Regions from separate parts of the Homo sapiens genome. Here region 1 is linked to region 2. Evidence: chromatin loops called from intact Hi-C (ENCODE). Cell type or tissue: HepG2. All regions are shown on one strand. Links, peaks and the distances in the headings refer to the core of each region. The heading gives the core; the rest is flanking DNA.

Region 1 (8,851 bases), core at 242-8,241, 73 kb after region 2:
TGTTTACATTGGATAAAGGATTAGGCAAAAATAAAATGTTTCAAGGATTCCTGACCATAAGTGACAGAGAAAGAGAGTTGTGGGTTTAGATGAAGCAAGGTTATCATGCAGAATTGGGTAAGAATGCTTCTGTTCCTGGAAGACCCAGAGTTAAATGCAGATGTCCACACGAGGGGTCGGAGTTACCTGATCACATCGAGAGAGTGCTGGGCAGATGGATGGTGAGCACCACTGCTACAGAGCACCCAGTGATTTTACTGAGGATTAAAATAAAAAACCGTAGGAATGGGCTCAACAGTGAACAAAGCACACCAGACAAACCTCTGGTTATGTTTTTAAAGATTCGTTTGCTATTTTTCACTTTCAGCTGAGTTTACTTATAGGCACATTGTGCACATGTACCCTAAAACTTAAAGTATAAAAAAAAAAAAACCTACCGAAAAAAAAAAAAAAGAATTACAAGTAAACTTTACTAAAGTATATGCACTGAGAAATAACCCCATTAAGGCTGGAGATCAGCTGTTATTTAAAGTCCATATAGAAAAAAATGCTGACATAGCTAGACATGGTGTCTCACATCTGTAATCCCAGCTGCTCAGGAGGCTGATGTGGAAGGATCGCTTAAACCTAGGAGGCAGGGGCTGCAGTGAGCTATGATGGAACCACTGCACTCCAGCCTGGGCAACAGAGACAGAGCAAGACCCTGTCTCTAAAAAAGAAAGAAAAAAAGTGCTGACATATTGTTTACAAAGAACAGGGTACATACTAGAAATTCACATTCTTGAACTGTAAAGGGTGCTGATATGTATAAATACAGACACCTGTATTACATATTTTCAAGGATAAAATAATGTAAATAGGTTATTAAAAATGGGTTCTGGCCAGGCGCGGTGGCTCATGCCTGTAATCCCAGCACTTTGGGAGGCCGAGGCGGGTGGATCACGAGGTCAAGAGATTGAGACCATCCTGGCCAACATGGTGAAACCCCGTCTCTACTAAAAAATACAAAAATTAGCTGGGCATGGTGGCAGGCGCCTGTAGTCCCAGCTACTTGGGAGGCTGAGGCAGGAGAATCGCTTGAACCTGGGAGGTGGAGGTTGCAGTGAGCCGAGAATGCACCACTGCACTCCAGCCTGGCGACAGAGCAAGACTCTGTCTCAAAAAAAAAAAAAGGTTCTGTATTAAAATTACTGATTCTCTTTCTGATTGATCTTCAAGTAATTCCATGTACAAACCTGAAATGAAACTGTCTCAGTGTTACTATGGTAACTTTGGGTGAGAATATGGTAGAGAGCGCATGAACTTGTTCACTGACTGTGACCTAACTTGTGAAGAAAGATAAATTATAGCATTTGAAATGTCTCACACTGAAATAGGAAAGATCATTTCATTAAGGAAACCACAGTAAAATTCTATTTCTTAGAACAGTATTTAAGGATGTGGAGGCATTGGTAAATTATCAGACTAGTATTGTCAATTTTTATAAAAGGTCTTTGACATGGATGATTATGGTGTAATAGTTACACAATGTCTTACAGATTATATATGTCACATCAGTTATAGACAATTCTGGAGATGATAATCTATTAAAGTAGTTCAAAGAGAGTCCCACAGGAACCTCTTTTGAAATCACTGATTTCAACTTACTAAAGATATGGGTGTACAACATAAGTGGAAACATTTTCTACTATTCATATGCAGATGAATTTCATTCTAGCTCAGAAACATTTGGAAAACTGACATCACACGTGACTTCAAGCTATTAAATGTTAGTGATAGCACCTTAGAAAAACACAATGGCTTTCAACATGTGACAGTTTGTGTCTCAAGTCAAAAATGGACAGTGATGTGTAAGAAAATCAAATTACATAATAACAATTCCTATTACTCTTGTGGAATAGGCTGTTTCTTCCCACCAAGTCAGTGATGTTTCTGAGATCATAATGTTCACTGTAAATTTAAAGGGATTTCTTTTTCCATAGCACTCAGCAAGAAACGTGTGCTAAAGACTGAGGTTCCTTGGAAACATGCTGAAAATTCTGTTCTCAAGGGTGTCAGAACCATACGTACTGCAAATAATTTATGAAGTCCTAGTTCATTGCAATAAGCAGATGGCTTGCTATCTGCTCAGACAGTACTCCCTTGGGGTAGTAAATGTGCTTATCTGAAGCTGGGAGTCAATATATTTTGTATGTGGACATGGAAGAACATAGAATAAATCATTTTTAATCATAGCAATTATACTTACTCAAAATGAACTTGGCTAGCAGGTACACACATCTACAGATTGGAATGGCTTCTTAAAGGCTATCCCACCTTGGAAATAATCCTGGTTATCCGCAACACATGATGTTTTGTCCTGCTTCTTGATAGGATATCTCCTTAGATGTGCCTGTTCTTCAAAAAGTGGTATTTAAAATAAATGTGTCAGTCTCACAGCAGGGTGAAATTGGTGCTGATTAAAAATGCCCCATTCCAGACCACTGATGGCGACACTCTAGGTGTGGGGACCTGGGAATGTGCATCTCCTATTTCAGGTGCTTCTTGCGCCTCACTGTTAAGAGTAAAATTTTGACATCTGTGAACCCAATTCCGGTTTCCTCCCAGCTACAGCTGAGAATGCCTTTTAGAAAGAATGTGTCTAACGTGGGCACTTAACCTTGCATTTAAAACTGTAACCAAATACTCTTACTTTTATATTCCTAAAAACATATAAGCAGAAACTTATACATGCTGAATTGAGTATATACCACTTAAACATGTTAGAGGTAGGTAGTAGAAGATTCTTTTATTTTAAAAAAAATTACACGTGGTTCTACAATAATTTTTCCTTTTAAAAAGCTTCAAGATATACAGGGAGATGCACTAGTCCAAGAAATCCAGCTTGTCCTTTAACAAATTATACAGTTTAACTTTCTTCACATATTGCCACAATAGTTAATTCACAGTATAATCTTATTTGTATTTGGAAAAGAAGAAATAAATATACAATAATTGAAATAGGTTCAAGAATCAAGCTCGATTTGTTTCCAAGACTTGGAAGAACTTCTTTTGTACTGTTCCAGTTCCTAAAACAAAAATATGTATCACTTTAAGAAAAATCAACTTTACTAATTCAAGGAGGCACCTTAAAACTGCCTTCTCATTTTTTAGATATATCAATGAATCCTTAGTAGCATTATCATTCTAAATATTTCTTGCCAATTATTTTGTAAATGATTATGCTTAGGACTTATTTTCTAGAAATACTGTCTTCAGAGTTTCTGTGTGGCTAAGCAGCACTCAGAGATGAATTTATTAAACTTTCAGACAAAATTATGTACATAAACTACATAATACATATGAATTGTCTTTCAACTAATGAACTAGACATCTGTCATCCTTCAAGTATTCAAAAGTGATCTTATTTTAATTGTTTGCTGTTCAGCTCTAATCAAAAACTTGGTTGAAGTTAGCAAAATATTTAAAAAATACATACCCAGGCTGGGTGCGGTGGCTCATTCCTATAGTCCCAGCACTTTGGGAGGCTGGGGCAGGAGAATTGCTTGAGCCCAGGAATTTGAGACCAGCCTGGGCAACATAGGGAGACCGTGTCTCTACAAAAACTGAGAAAAATAATTATCCAGGCATGGTGGTGTGCGCTGTGGTCCCAGCTACTTGGGAGTCTGAGGTGGGAGGATCGCTTGAACCTGGGAGGCCAAGGCTGCAGTAAACTGTGATTGCGCCACTGCACTCCAGCCTGGGTGACAGAGTGAGATCCTGTCACAAAAAAGTGTGTGTGTGTGTGTGTGTGTGTGTGTGTGTGTGTATCCTTTGTCCCAGTGATTTTACTTTTAGAAATTTATCATCCATAACAATAGAGCAATGCACAAGGATGTAAAAGAAGGAAACCCATTGCTCTGTCTCAGCACAACTGGAAACAACTTTGATGTCCCCCAGTAAGGACTGATTAAATAATTAGCGTTCATTCACAGGTGGCTTCCAAGGCAGCCAGCAAAAATAACAGTGGCCACATGAAAACATAATGTGTGCCACATGAAAAAAGCACACAGATAGGGAGAGGGCAGGATACTTCCATTTTCTATTTTATATACATCTATCTATAGCTCTTGAATTTTTTCACAAGGAGTATATCTTACCTTTACAATTCATAAATAAATTTTAGTGGAGGTGGCTATCCTGCACAAGGCAACTGACATGTAAAAGGGACCATCTAAGGGGATGCCTCTTGGCCTCCTACATGTTGTTCAATGTCTAAATAACTGTACAAAGGTTGTCACTACTTCAAATAAAACGTGGTTACTCTGCAAGATGAGGCAATCAATGCCCTTTGGCTAACATAACTGAAGTTCACAGTTGCTATGAAAAGAAAATCCATTCTAATTTTCAGAAAAATTGCAGAGCGTACCTTTCATACCTATACCCTAAGTTACTAAAATTTAAATGTTAAATGTTTCAAAATGGTATATAGACTTAGGAAGAATTTTTCCTTGTGTGTTTTTTTTTTTCCTTTAACTTCCTCATTGGATTCTAGGAAGAATTTTCATGGTAATAATCATATGTAGTCTTTACAGCTTGTTTTATTTTTTTCTAATAAAGCTAATTCAGTTCACCAGTTATCTACCACTTGCGGTTTTAAAGATTAACTCATAAAGAATAAACAAATTGTTTACTGCAAACTTTGTCTTTAACTGGAAGTTAAATTATTTTTACCAATGACAAAGGTGAAAATGTTGTTTTGAGATTCTTTGCTGGTAGTATCTCCCTTTTGCAGACAGCAGACTGTGAGAAAACTAGGGCTATCACACAGGCCATGCCAGAGGGAGAAAAAGGAATAACCAATATGAGACAAAAACCACCAAGTCCACTAGATCTTCAACATGACAATGATACGGCCTCAAAATAATGCATTGATGTTTTAAAGGGATAGCAAGTAAAGTTTTCCGAAGATAACTGTGGTTGGCCAAGAAGACCTTAAAAATAAATGTTAACTGTAACCTTTTTTTTTTTTTTTTTTTTTTTTTTTTTTGCTTTAACAAAAATAATAGAAAAGAAGCTGGGCACAGTGGCTCATGCCTGTAATCCCAGCACTTTGGGAGGCCAACTCAGGAGGATTGCTTTAGGCGAGGAGTTGAAGACCAGCCTGGGCAACAAAAAACAAAAAAATTACCCGGGCATGGTGATGTGTGCCTGTAGTCCCAGCTACTTGAGAGGCTGAGATGGGAGGATCCCTTGAGCCCTGGAGTTCAAGGTTGCAGTGAGCCATGATCTCCCCATTGCACTCCAGCCTGGATGCCAGAGCAAGACACAGTATCAAAGAAAAAGAAAAAAACACAAAAGAGGTAGAAGGGCTCAGCAAGTGCTTTCCACATTCGCATTCCCTTAAAATCGGGAATGCTCTAAAGCTAGAGGACTTTTAAAAAACAGAAAATACTACTTAAGTATTTTCTGGTGCCCATGTGAAGTCTGGCAAAAGACAGAACTTTAAATAATTAAAGAGGGCTAATCACGAAAGACCCTAAGTCTGCAGGAAAGATGAAAGGGGTCTTCCTACCAATCCTCAGATCCTTGAGGACTGACTTCACAGCACACAATTGGAAACAACTTAAGGTCTCACAACTACTCATGAAATAGTATGAAATAATATTCAAATTAAAAATTTTATATAGTAGAATGTCAAAATTTAGATTCGGATTATCAATGAAATAACAGCAACAACACTGGTAATTGTTAGGGTATCTTTACAGCTAAAGCATAAAATTATGTTAAGGTCCTGTGTGTGCAATCTGGAATCAATTCGTCTAAAACCACACAAATAAAAGTGGTTTAGAGGCAAACTTAGGACAGCATAACTTTTCAGGTAGGTTAAAAAAAAATCTCGAACCAAGAGATGACAGGAATTGGTGATCTGCTGGCAGTGAGATACAAGAGATGAATGAAGGGTGATATGGGTACTGTGGGGCTGCCTTCCTTTTCCACACAAAATTCTTATGGTTTTAAGTCATTTAGAGAAGACAGATTTGAATGTGAAAACTCATGATGCTCACAAATACCCTAATCCTTTAATAATACTGATGTATATGAACTTAATAAAAGTGATCATTATACAATATAAACAGATATTCTTATCAACAACAACAGTTAATCATTGACTCCTAGATAAATATTAATCAGGGATGACTTCCAACTAATCCTTATAGCCAGGCTGCAAACATAATAAGGGTTACATAAGGTCATTTTCCTGTTTCTACAACATGCCTCTCACTTTGCTACAGCTATAAAACCTCTAAATATTCATGGCATATTTTTCAAAAGTCTTCTGGACCGTTTACATAAAATGTTTTGCTTACTTCTCCAACAGCCCCCGAAGGTGAATACTGAGAAAAAAACCCTGGCTCCTACTCCCAGCTGACAGCTGTTTTCAGGTTACCCTCGCAACAACGTGACTGCCACCTGAGAAGTTGCTGGGGCTTTCGATCTAGTGCTTAGCATATATAAGTTTACTCATATAAGGACAGATTCTGTACAACGTCTCATTTTATCAAATAAAACTAAAATCTAAGTTTGCTTGTTTGTTTTTAGAAAAATCTAGGCCAGGCGCACTGGCTCATGCCTGTAATCCCAGCACTTTGGGAGGCCAAGGCGGATGGATCACGAGGTCAGGAGTTCAAGACCAGCCTGGCCAAGATGGTGAAACCCCGTTTCTACTAAAAAAGCAAAAAAAATTAGCCAGGTGTGGTGGCAGGCACCTGTAATCCCAGCCACTCAGGAGGCTGAAGCAGAGAATTGCTTGAACCCGGGAGGCGGAGGTTGTAGTGAGCCGAGGTCATGCCACTGCACTCCAGCCTGGGCGACAGTGTGAGACTCGTCTTAAAAAAAAAAGAAAAAGAAAAAGAAAAGAAAAATCTAAGTATTTGAGTGATGGTGAATTTGCCAACTCTTAACATTCTTACATCAGACTTGTGTGTTCAAATGGGGCTATCTAGTGATACATGGGATGGTGGTGTCCACTTTTAAGCATTTTCCTGAGAGAACCTGGGTTATGTCAGGTATGTCTGTGTGCTTTCAGATCGTGCTTTCAGTCCTTAACTGGGCAAGATACGTTTTCTAGTACAAGGAAAGTATAGGTATGTCTGAATGTCCTAATCAAAAACAAAGCTCTTCATGTAATTCCACAAACCAAAGACTATTAAGAAAATGTCTCTCCAGCAGCAAGGTAAGAATCACCACTCATCTTTAATATAATGAAAACTGGAAAATCAAAAAGGTTTATGTGAACACTAAGTCATGTCTGGGTGGTGGGATGACAGGTGATTTAAAAATTTTTCTTTATTCATATCAAATTTTTATTTTTTCTACAGTATACTATTAGTGTGTTATTTAAATAGATGTACTACTTAAATAATTTTAATAGTAAAGAAGATACTCTAAGTAAATACATAGAGAAAAATGTAAGGAATTCCCAAGGCACCCCAGGTTTTGTGTTAAAATTTCAGATGAAATTAAGTAAATGTTTAGGATAATACCAGATCCTTCTGAATTCTCATCTCATCGACTTCATTTTCAGCATACTGAGGATCTCTCGCAGGGTCCTTGATATCTTTCAGCGTGTTAATACTCTGAAATTACAAATCTCAAAATCACTTCACGCCCATAAACCAAAATTCAATGGCTACCATCTGCCTAATAAACCAAGCTCCCATTCCTCAGCCTGCCACAAAGGCTCTCTATGATCTTTCTAGCTTTTCTCATCACCACTGAGGCCCACTTCCAATTCTGCCAGGTCCCCTTTCAGTTGTCTCTCCCTTCTCTAACAGCCAGATAACTCTCTTTGAAAGTGGAGCAGGAACCATGTCTTACCTTTTTTTTTTTTTAACCCCCACAGTGCCTATTTACATTTTCAGCAAATGTTTAATTGATTTTTGAGCATAAAAGATGAAAACAAAGTTATCATAATAAGCCCTTTGACACATTTCCTATAACTGTTAGACAGTGCTAAAAGTCTTGCTTTTAAAAAAATTAGAAATATGTACCTTTGGTGGAAAGAGCTTTTCATACACTTTTTTCCACAACTCCATAGGTGAGTGGGCATGAAGCTTTCCAATGTCATTTTCAGGAACAGGAGGAGATCCTAAAATAGCAAGTTTTACCACAAATGACTGCAATGATTAAAATATTACAAACTCCACCAATAAAAGAAATGACACTAACAAAGGTATACATCTCGGATCACTCATTTTCCCTCTCCTTAATATAGTCACCATAAAAATTTACCCTACCCAGCATAGCAAGGTCACTGGGACAGATTCTAGTACTGAAAGAAGAGGAGGCAAAGAGTAATGGGTAAACTGTAACTCTCATTCTCCACACCCTATACCTATACCTGTATCTATATCCTATTAACCAGTAATTCCAGTTTTTGGTAGTGTTTGCCCTAGAAACACCTGCAAACTGGTACTGTATTAAGGATTTCACACTGCAGTATAATTTGTTATCAGTGAAAAATTGACCTACAACCAAAATATTCATCAGTGGTGAACAGTGCATTAATTACTATGCATAGCCATGCTCTGTAACACTATCCAACAGTTAAAATAAGAAATAGACCCACATACAGCATTAATATGGAAAAACTACTAAGGTATATTGGTATATTGAATTAAAAGGTACTGAATAATAGGGTATATTGAATAAAAAGGGGAAATTCCAAAATGATATAGACTGAACACATAATTACATTAAAGCAAATAGTTTTTTTACACTATATACACATGTGTGTAAAGGCATAGGAAATTGGAAAGAACACAAATTTGCTCCTTGTATGTACTCTTTTACCTTTTTACAAGGAGAT
Region 2 (8,851 bases), core at 557-8,556:
GTATGTAGACAACTGACAAAAGTCAGTGCTTATCTGTTTTAAGGACAAGCAGATAATTTGAGACTTCTGTGGAATAAAGTTGGCAAAAATTAGAAGGTAGAGCTTGGGTGTGTGGTAAATTGACACCTAAAATGAAGGAGGTTCTATCTGTATCAGAGCATTTTACATCCCCCTAGATGGCTGGGGCCCACCCACCTCACGGACAGGCTGCCTTCAGCACCTGCACCCTTTTTCGAGAATGCTGAGATACCGTCAGTGTCACCTCTGCCTCTTGGGCCCCTCACCCAGCATATTGTTCCCTTTCCAGGGCTTCCACGGCTGCTTGAGCAGAGCAGGTATCACACTATCTTCCACACAGATTCTGAACTCCACAGGGACCAGTTCTTGGTCTCATTATGTGTCCCCAGACCTAGCATAATCCTGTCACAGTAAATCAAGCCGTCTGTAGTCAGTTCTGTGCGTTCTAAACACTGCACCTACTGCTATGGGTCAGGCAGCCCTTTTGCAATGAGAATTCACCGTGAGAAACCTAGGGTCACAGCAGTGAATTTGCCCAGAATCAACTTGATAAGTTGCATGGCTAGGACTCTGACTAAAATCATTTACTTCCTATGAATAGGAAATGGAAGCAATCGGTTTAAAGTCAGTTAAAAGTCAAATTGGAATTGAAACTGTAAGAATATTCTAATTAAAAAAAAAAACCCTCACATTCACATTAATAGAAGTGCTCCCAGTTTCCAGACATCTTACACTGTAAGCCTATTTTCTTACACTTAATTGAAGATCCAGTGCCTGGCATAATCGCTGAGTTTACCAGTTCCAGTAAATTATTAAGCAAGCTTTGTATTGCAAATTGTTCTGAGGACAATTTCTTTCTCAAGTCTGCAATGTGTGTACTCTGCACACTTTTTCTCATGTCCTTGAGCATAATTTTCATTTAATATTTGTCTTTCTGATGAACCAATATTTGTAGAATTTCTATAACCGAAAGCAACATTCCTGAAGGAGGGCCGAACTAATAGCTGCAGGGAGTACAAAATCACGGTAATTTATCGCTTTCCTGTTGTACAATCATGCATGGGAGTGTTTCCATTAGAAATGTATCGTGCTTTCAGGCCCGTGGACTTTACAAAGCCTACATTATGCAGCCTTAGTACAAATAAAGAAAAGCTGCATTAGCAAATCAAAAATAGGCACTTATCTTTTTCTTTTCTGCATGGAGGAAAAAAAAAATCAGGTCCAGGTAAAGCAAAAGTGTTCAACCAGCTTCAGTCTTCCTGCCCTTGCACAGTTGTTTGGACAATGGTTGGCTGTTGAGATCTATCCTCAGAGAGTTCTCTAAAGTAGCGTGTTGTTTTTTATTTATTTATTTATTTATTTATTTATTTTTTGAGACGGAGTCGTGCTCTGTTGCCCAGGCTACAGTTCAATGGCGCTATCTAGGCTCTGCAACCTCCGCCTCCCGGGTTCAAGCTATTCTCATGTCTCAGCCTCGAGACTAGCTGGGATTATAGGCGCCCACCACTGCACCCGGCTAATTTTTGTATTTTTAGTAGAGGCGTGTTTTTGTCATGTTGGTCAGGTTGGTCTTGAACTCCCGACCTCAGGTGATCCGCCCGCCTCAGCCTCCCAAAGTGCTGGGATTACAGGTGTGAGCCACCATAAAGTAGCGTCTTCAACCCAGGCCTGGATGTGCCCTTGCTGTGACATTCCCATTATTTACTTGTTTTTGTCTGTTTTCTCCCTGAGGAGGTGAGTTCTTCCAGCACTCTGCAGACCTGCCAATTAGCAGAGCTTGGCATGATAGGCACCCGGTAGGCATCACTGAATGAGTCAATCAATGGGCACACCACCATGTCCTTCCCCTTTCCAAGTCGTGTTCCTTCTGAGATGGATGATTTGTGTGCTTTGGAGGGTTTCCTCCACATGGTGGTCTTCTTACAGGATTTCTAGTCAGCTCTGTAGCTCAGAGTTAGGACACCGGGGATTGAGGCCCAAGGAGTCCTTCAAAACCCAAGTGCCCACATAAAAATATTTTCAAGTTTACTGTCAGGAAGAGGAGGCCTGTGAAAACCAGACAAACTCAAGATCAAGCTGATTCCAAGCACAGTGCAGGGCTTCTGTGCAATAGTGGAATAATGGAATCAACACAAATAAAGCTTTTCTTTTCTCTCTTTTTTTTGAGATGGAGTTTCGCTCTTGTTGCCCAGCCTGGAGTGCAGCGGTGTGATCTTGGCTCACTGCAACCTCCATCTCCTGGGTTCAAGTGATTCTCCTGCCTCAGCCTCCCAAGTAGCTGGGATTATAGACATGTGCCACCACACTCGGCTAATTTTGTTATTTTTAGTAGATATGGGGGTTCCACCATGTTGGCCAGGCTGGTCTTGAACTCCTGACCTAAGGTGATTCACCCACCTTGGCCTCCCAAAGTGCTGGGATTACAGGCATGAGCCACCACGTTCTGTTTTTCTTGTTGTTTTGTTTTGTTTTGTTTGTTTGTTTGGAGATCGAGTCTTGCTCTGTTGCCCAGGCTGGAGTGCAGTAGCGCGATTTTGGCTCACTGCAACTTCCGCCTCCCAGGTTCCAGTGATTCTGCTGCCTCAGCCTCCTGAGTAGCTGGGACTACAGGCACTTGCCACTGTGCCTGGCTAATTTGGTATTTGGGATAGAGATGGTGTTTCACTATGTTGCCCAGGCTGATGTTGAACTCCTAACCTCAAGTGATCCACCCACCTCAGCCTTCCAAAGTGCTGAGATTACAGTCATGAGCCACTGCGCCCAGCCGAAAGAGCTTTATTTTTAGCATGGGTCAGTAGAGCTTATTAGCAGTTTGGGGAAACAAGAATATTTCCAATTTTAAAGAGACGAGACAATCATACAAATGATGTGAGCACTATTACATAGAAAGCAGAGAAGTGTTTTTGAGTTGGTTTGTGTTTAAAAATCTCAACCCACTGCTTAAACGTTGTTTTAATTATTAGCTGCTAACACCACACGTGCTGCTGTTCCTAGTGCACCAGCAGAGAATGGGCTGTGCTCCATCTGCCTGCCTGCCTACCTGCTGAAGCTGCCTCAGGCAGAGCTCATGTGATAAAGACAGGGGATGTTGCTCTGTACCCAGGCCACTTTAAATGAAGAACAAATCATTATCAAGTACGAATGACAGATGACTTGAAATCTGAATTATCTAGTGCAGACTATTCACAAATAAGGATGTCTGTTGTCTCTCAGGTGTGAGCATTGGATATATTTTGCAAACAAGCAAAGGCCAACCAACAAAATATTTCATCACTTTCCCCGCATTCCAGTTCCTTGCACGCTTCCTCAGGGCCTGTTTGGTGCTCCAGACCCCAAGGCCGGTTGGGCCAAAGGAAAGTGGTCTGTATGCTGTGCTAAGCCACTATGAGGAACCCCTGGTCCCAGGTCTGTTAACACTTGGATTTGACAGATTTGAACATTTCTGTTGCTAGTTGTTTAATTTGGGATCATGACAAGAGTTGAAGTAGAAGAAAACAAAAGCAAATGCGAGATCTACCTCTGTAGACTGGTTTAACCCAGGGCAAGATTACATCTTATATACTATTTATAGGAACAAGAGCAGATTTTTTTTTAAATCAGGAAATATTTGAGCCAATATTGGTGATTATTTTCTGTTTAATTAAAATTCCCCACCAATAGCATAACTTGAAATTGGAGGGCTTAAAATGCAAATTTGAAAACCTTTACCAAGGCTCTGCAAACTACACCCTCAGGTCAAATCTAGCAACCTGCCTGTTTTTGTAAATAATACTTTCTTAGAAGACAGCCACACCGGCTGTACGTTACTATAGTCTACAGCTGCTCTCACACTGTAACAGCAGAGTTAAGTAATTGCAGCAGAGCCTATAAGGCCCACGAAGTCCCAAATATTTACTATCTGACTCTTAACAGGAAAACTTTGCAAGCCATGCTTTCAATACTGACAAATAAACAAATCTCTACCCTTTCGCAATGCAGGGCAGGGCTCGCTGAACAGCATGCATGCCTCGAGAGCCTTGGGTTTTTTTTTTTTTTTTTTGAGACAGAGTATCGCTCTGTCACCAGGCTGGAGTGCGGTGGCTCAATCTCGGCTCACTGCAACCTCTGCCTCCCGGATTCAAGCGATTCTCCTGCCTCAACCTCCCAAGTAGCTGGAACTACAGGCACGCACTACCATGCCCAGCTAATTTTTGTATTTTTAGTAGAGGCAGGGTTTTGCCATGTTGGCCAGAATGGTCTCGATCTCCTGACCTCGTGATCTGCCCTCCGCGGCCTCCCAAAGTGCTGGGATTACAGGCGTGAGCCACCGCACCCGGGAGAGCCTTGGTTCTTTGTTTTCCTGGCCTCACAATGCCTTGAAGAGCATTTTAAACAAAACAGACCCATGGGATCAGAGTCTCTGGGCAATGGGTCCACATTGGCTTTTGTTAAAGCTCCAGCATGGGCAACCAGGGTGGAGAACCACCGCTGTAGGAAAAACACAAATAAATGGCAGCTGCTATATTTTCTCCATCCCTCCTGCCTTTGCACTTTGCCCTTTTCCCCTTCAGCACGGCATACAGAGCCACTGAGTTACCAAAACCCATTGCAGACCGAATGGTGAACTCACAAAGTCAGGTGATGTATCTTAGTGGCTGTCAATCACTGCACATTAGAATTACCTGGGGAGTTAAGGCAAGCTACCAATGTCCTCTTCATCCTTCCCCCTTCTTCATTCAGGCCTAACGCCATTAGGGGACCACAGTGACAAGGAGGTGGGGGGAAGTTGTGGTGGGCCACGGGAGTGTGAGGAAGACAGCTGCAGACTCAGGGAAAGCTGGACTTGGGAGTTAGAGCCTGAGCAGGGTAGGCAGGACGTCCATACAGGAGAAGGCGTGGCAGTGTAGATGGGAGATTACTTACCTGCAGGCGGTTAATCAAATGAGTAAATAACCTAAGGGTAATGGAAGCCAGGTTTCTCACAATTAGAGAAGAGGGAAGAACCTAGGATCAACTCTGTGATGCTGGATTGGAAATGGATGTTATCAGAGTAAACTCATGTGTACTTAGGTGTATATGTATGCACATGCGCGCGCGCGCGCGCACACACACACACACTCCCTAACTCTGTTCACTGAGAGAGCCTGGGAGCAGAGATGTTCCACAAGCAAAGAGCATACTTATCACCAAAACCTTGGCTTCTAAATACCATTTTCCACTAAGAGGAACCCAGATTCTCTGGAGAAACATCGGATTCCAGGGCTGAGATGGGAAAATACAAGATGAACCTGTGACACCAGGTGCGGTGGGTCACACCTGTAATCCCAACACTTTGGGAGGCCGAAGCAGGCAGATCACTTGAGGCCTAGAGTTCACAACCAGTCTGGCCAATATGGTGAAACACTGTCTTTACTAAAAATACAAAAATTAGCCAGGTGTGGTGGTGGGCACTGTTAATCCCAACTACTTGGGAGGCTGAGGCAAGGCAATCGCTTGAACCTGGGAGGCAGAGGTTGCAGTGAGCCGAGATCGCGCCATTGCACTCCAGCCTGGGCCACAGAATGAGATTCTGTCTCAAAAAAAAAAAAACAAAACAAAAAATGAGCCTGAAACTCTTGGTTGTTTCAGCCCTCAAAGGATGATGAGGACATATCAAAAGGATGCAGAAGCCAGCTCGACGGGGTTCCCACTGGCCAAATCAGGGACAAGCTGAGCATCAGAATTAATCACAATAATAAAGGGTTGTAAGGATACAATGGGAATTCACAAGTTTACATCAATCAAAATTTTAAAATGCATAAATGGAAAGTTTACAATTTACATAGTTTCAAAGTACCCACTTACAAAATGCTTATTAATTATAAAGGGAGGGAAAATAGTAACTTGGCTGTGGAGAAGCCTAGCAGACACCCCTTTAATCAAGTGATCAAAGTGAACGTTGTTGGTATGGGAGAAGTTGAAATCACATGCCTTCTGATAGGATGCACTGGGCAGAACACAAATTGAGAGACAGCCTTCAAACTCAAGTATCAAGGTCACAAAAGTGAAGGAAAGTTGACAAACTGTTCCTAAACTGAAAGAGACAAAAGAGACTTGAGAACTAGATCCAAGGCTTGATTCTGGTCTAGATCCCCTTGCTATGGAGGACATGATAGGAACTCCCAGTCAATCTCAAGAATGGGGTCTGCAGGTTGGATGGTGGCAACATGACCGTGCAAGCATCCTGAGTGTTGCAAGTGCTTTGGAAAACGGCAGCATGCTTGAATGTGCACAGATCACCAGGGGGTCTTCTTAAGACGCAGACTCTGACTCATTGAGCCTGGGTGGGGCCTGAGGCTCATGGGACCTATCCAATCAGCTCCAGCTGTGCCCATTCTGCTGGCCCAGGGATCGTACTTGGAGTAGCAAGACTCTAGTGAACCTATGAAGAGTATTTGCTATTTACCTCCCAAACACGCACCTTCCCCTTCTTTTGATTCTAAACTCTAATTTTCCTTTGGGAACATCCTCTCCTGCCCTCTGTGCACCTGTTTTGGGTCAGATAGTCCCCAACACTCAGGCAAGAAGTGTGCAACCTGGGCCTCTGCCTCCCCATCCTCTGGCCACTGTGAAAGGTTCAAGGCTGGTTCTGAAACCCAGGCAGGGCCAGTGTATTCATCTGCTCTCACACTGCTATGAAGAAATACCCAAGACTGGGTAATTTATAAAGAAAAGAGGTTTAACTGACTCACAGTTCAGCACGGCTGGGGCAGCCTCAGGAAACTTGCAGTCGTGGTGGAAGGCTCCTCTTCACAGGGTAGCGGGAGAGAGAATGAGAGCCGAGCGAAGAGGGAAGCCCCTTATAAAACCGTCGGATCTCATCAGAACTCACTCACTCTCAGGAGAACAGCATCAGAGAAACCACCCCTATGATTCAATTATCTCCATCTGGTCCCGCCCTTGACACTTGGGGATTATTACAATTCAAGGTGAGATTTGGGTGAGGACGCAGAGCCAAACCATATCAGTTAGTGAAATGCAACTCTAAGAAGCCTGGCTGAGTTAACAGCCTCTACAGACCCCATTTGTCTTCTGGAGCCTTCCTAAACTCCTAAGGCTTACAGCGGCTCAGGCCTTGCCTTCTGCCCTCTAACTCCAAAGGCCTCAAAGGCTTTTCTGATCCCCATATGACTCCACCACAAAGTATCCATGTGCCCTTAGGAAAATGAATTTTTGCTTCAGTTTTCACACCTATAAAATGGGATACCACTTACCTCAAGGGATTGTCCACCTAAAGTGTTTTCACAGGACCTGCTACAGAGTAGATGCTCAATACATTTTTAATTGTTCACGTTGGCTTTTGGAGCCCATGACCCCACACAAAAAGAAGGGATGGCATCTTGCTGGTACATCTTAGGTCACTTTCTGTATTGATGGTGGCTCACCACGGAGTGTGGGGCCCCTGGAAGATGAAGCCAAATCTGCTAGCTACTGTTATTGTTCCCTCCAGGTTCCAACAATTCCTGCACAGTCTAGCTACCCAATTCATTCCTAGTTTGCTCCCATCCTATATCGAGTTGCCTATATAAATGCATATCAAAAGGAAATAAATTAGCAACGTTGTAGGTGCCACCGAGTGCAGGTTTTCTCCCAGTCATCGCAGTCTCCTGCCAGTGAGCAGAAATCCCTTTCGACTGTCTTTATTCTACTGCCATCCTGTGGCTGGTCTGTGCCACTGCAGCACCCTGGGCCGGATGTAGCTGAGCATCTGTAGGGTCATTGTCCTCACTGTCCCCAGGAAGGGGCTCCTGAGGAGGGAGTGCAGTTGAAGGGTCTGCTCAGGTCCCCCACCAGCGGGCAGACGTCTGGCGTGAATCACCAGTCTTGACTTGGTTTCTGTTTGATGAACCTTAAGGACACGTAGTACAGGACCATGAAGCCACCGCTGAGGCCAATGACGATGAGGTAGATGGCGTAGAGAGGGTACGAGTCCAGCTCCATGACACTGAGGATCTGGAGACACAGACATGCAGTGGGCTCATGAGGAGGATGGAAAGCCGGACGTCCAATAATTTAGAACCCGAGGCCTTCCCCGCTTACTTTATCTCCTGAGACCGCGATGGTGAGGTTCCCGAGAGGCATTTTATAAGTTCTTCTGCTGAACTGAATCTTCATCAGCCCTTCAAAACACCACCGCAGGAAGGACACTTTGGAAATCCACGCGGGCACTGGAGACAGACAGCCGCGTTACTCACAGGTGTCCCTCATATTCTCATGGTTTCCCCATATTCGCATGGTCTCCCCCATATTCACAGAGTCTCCCCATATTCCCATGGTCTGCCCATATTTGCATGATCTCCCCATATTCCCACAGTCTCCCATATATTCAGTCTCCCCATATTCCCATGGGCTCCCCATATTCGCACGATCTCCCCATATTCCCACGATCTCCTTTATATTGATGTGGTCTCCCCCATATTCACACAGTCTGCTCATATTCCCACAGTCTCCCCATATTCCCACGGTCTCCTTTATATTGACACGGCCTCCCCCATATCCAGTTTCCTCATATTCCCATGGTCTCCCCATATTCCCATGGTCTTCTTTATATTGACATGGTCTTCCCCATATTCACACAGTCTCCTCATATTCCCACGGTCTCCCCATATTCCCACAGTCTCCCCCATATTCACAGTTTCCTCATATTCCCAGTCTCCCCATATTACTAGAGTCTCCCCATACTCCCAGTCTCCCCCATATTCACACAGTTTCTTCATATTCCCATGGTCTCCCTATATTCTCATGGTCTCCCCATATCCCCACTGTCTCCTTTATATTGACACGGTCTCCTGCATATTCACATGATCTCCCCATA

Evidence for each region. A loop is a pair of places that touch in the nucleus more often than their neighbours do. Peaks named below come from ENCODE experiments on the same cell type or tissue, not always from the same donor. Only the 100,000 strongest peaks of a DNase experiment are listed, where the experiment ranks them.
Region 1: a loop joins it to region 2, with 3.0 times the contacts of the local background. A loop is called at or near these places in 4 of 110 quality-filtered maps.

What each region holds. Positions count from the first base shown.
Region 1 is chr2:43,803,922-43,812,772 of GRCh38, reverse strand. It overlaps DYNC2LI1 (dynein cytoplasmic 2 light intermediate chain 1), which reads right to left. Exons shown (of 13, transcript NM_016008.4): 11 at 8,034-8,131; 12 at 7,527-7,619; 13 at 2,763-3,068. The coding sequence ends at 3,006. ABCG5 (ATP binding cassette subfamily G member 5) reads left to right here. Exons shown (of 13, transcript NM_022436.3): 13 at 1-301. Among named protein-coding and RNA genes, the nearest start is that of ABCG5, 30 kb to the left of the region's middle. In HepG2, for the core only: no CTCF peak of the experiment used is centred there; DNase peaks (open chromatin) are centred at 4,282 and 6,202.
Region 2 is chr2:43,876,914-43,885,764 of GRCh38, reverse strand. It overlaps ABCG8 (ATP binding cassette subfamily G member 8), which reads right to left. Exons shown (of 13, transcript NM_022437.3): 12 at 8,077-8,204; 13 at 2,777-7,989. The coding sequence ends at 7,852. Among named protein-coding and RNA genes, the nearest start is that of ABCG8, 42 kb to the right of the region's middle. In HepG2, for the core only: a CTCF peak has its summit at 7,692 (motif pointing left); DNase peaks (open chromatin) are centred at 934, 3,964, 4,554 and 7,694; H3K4me3 peaks cover 726 bases.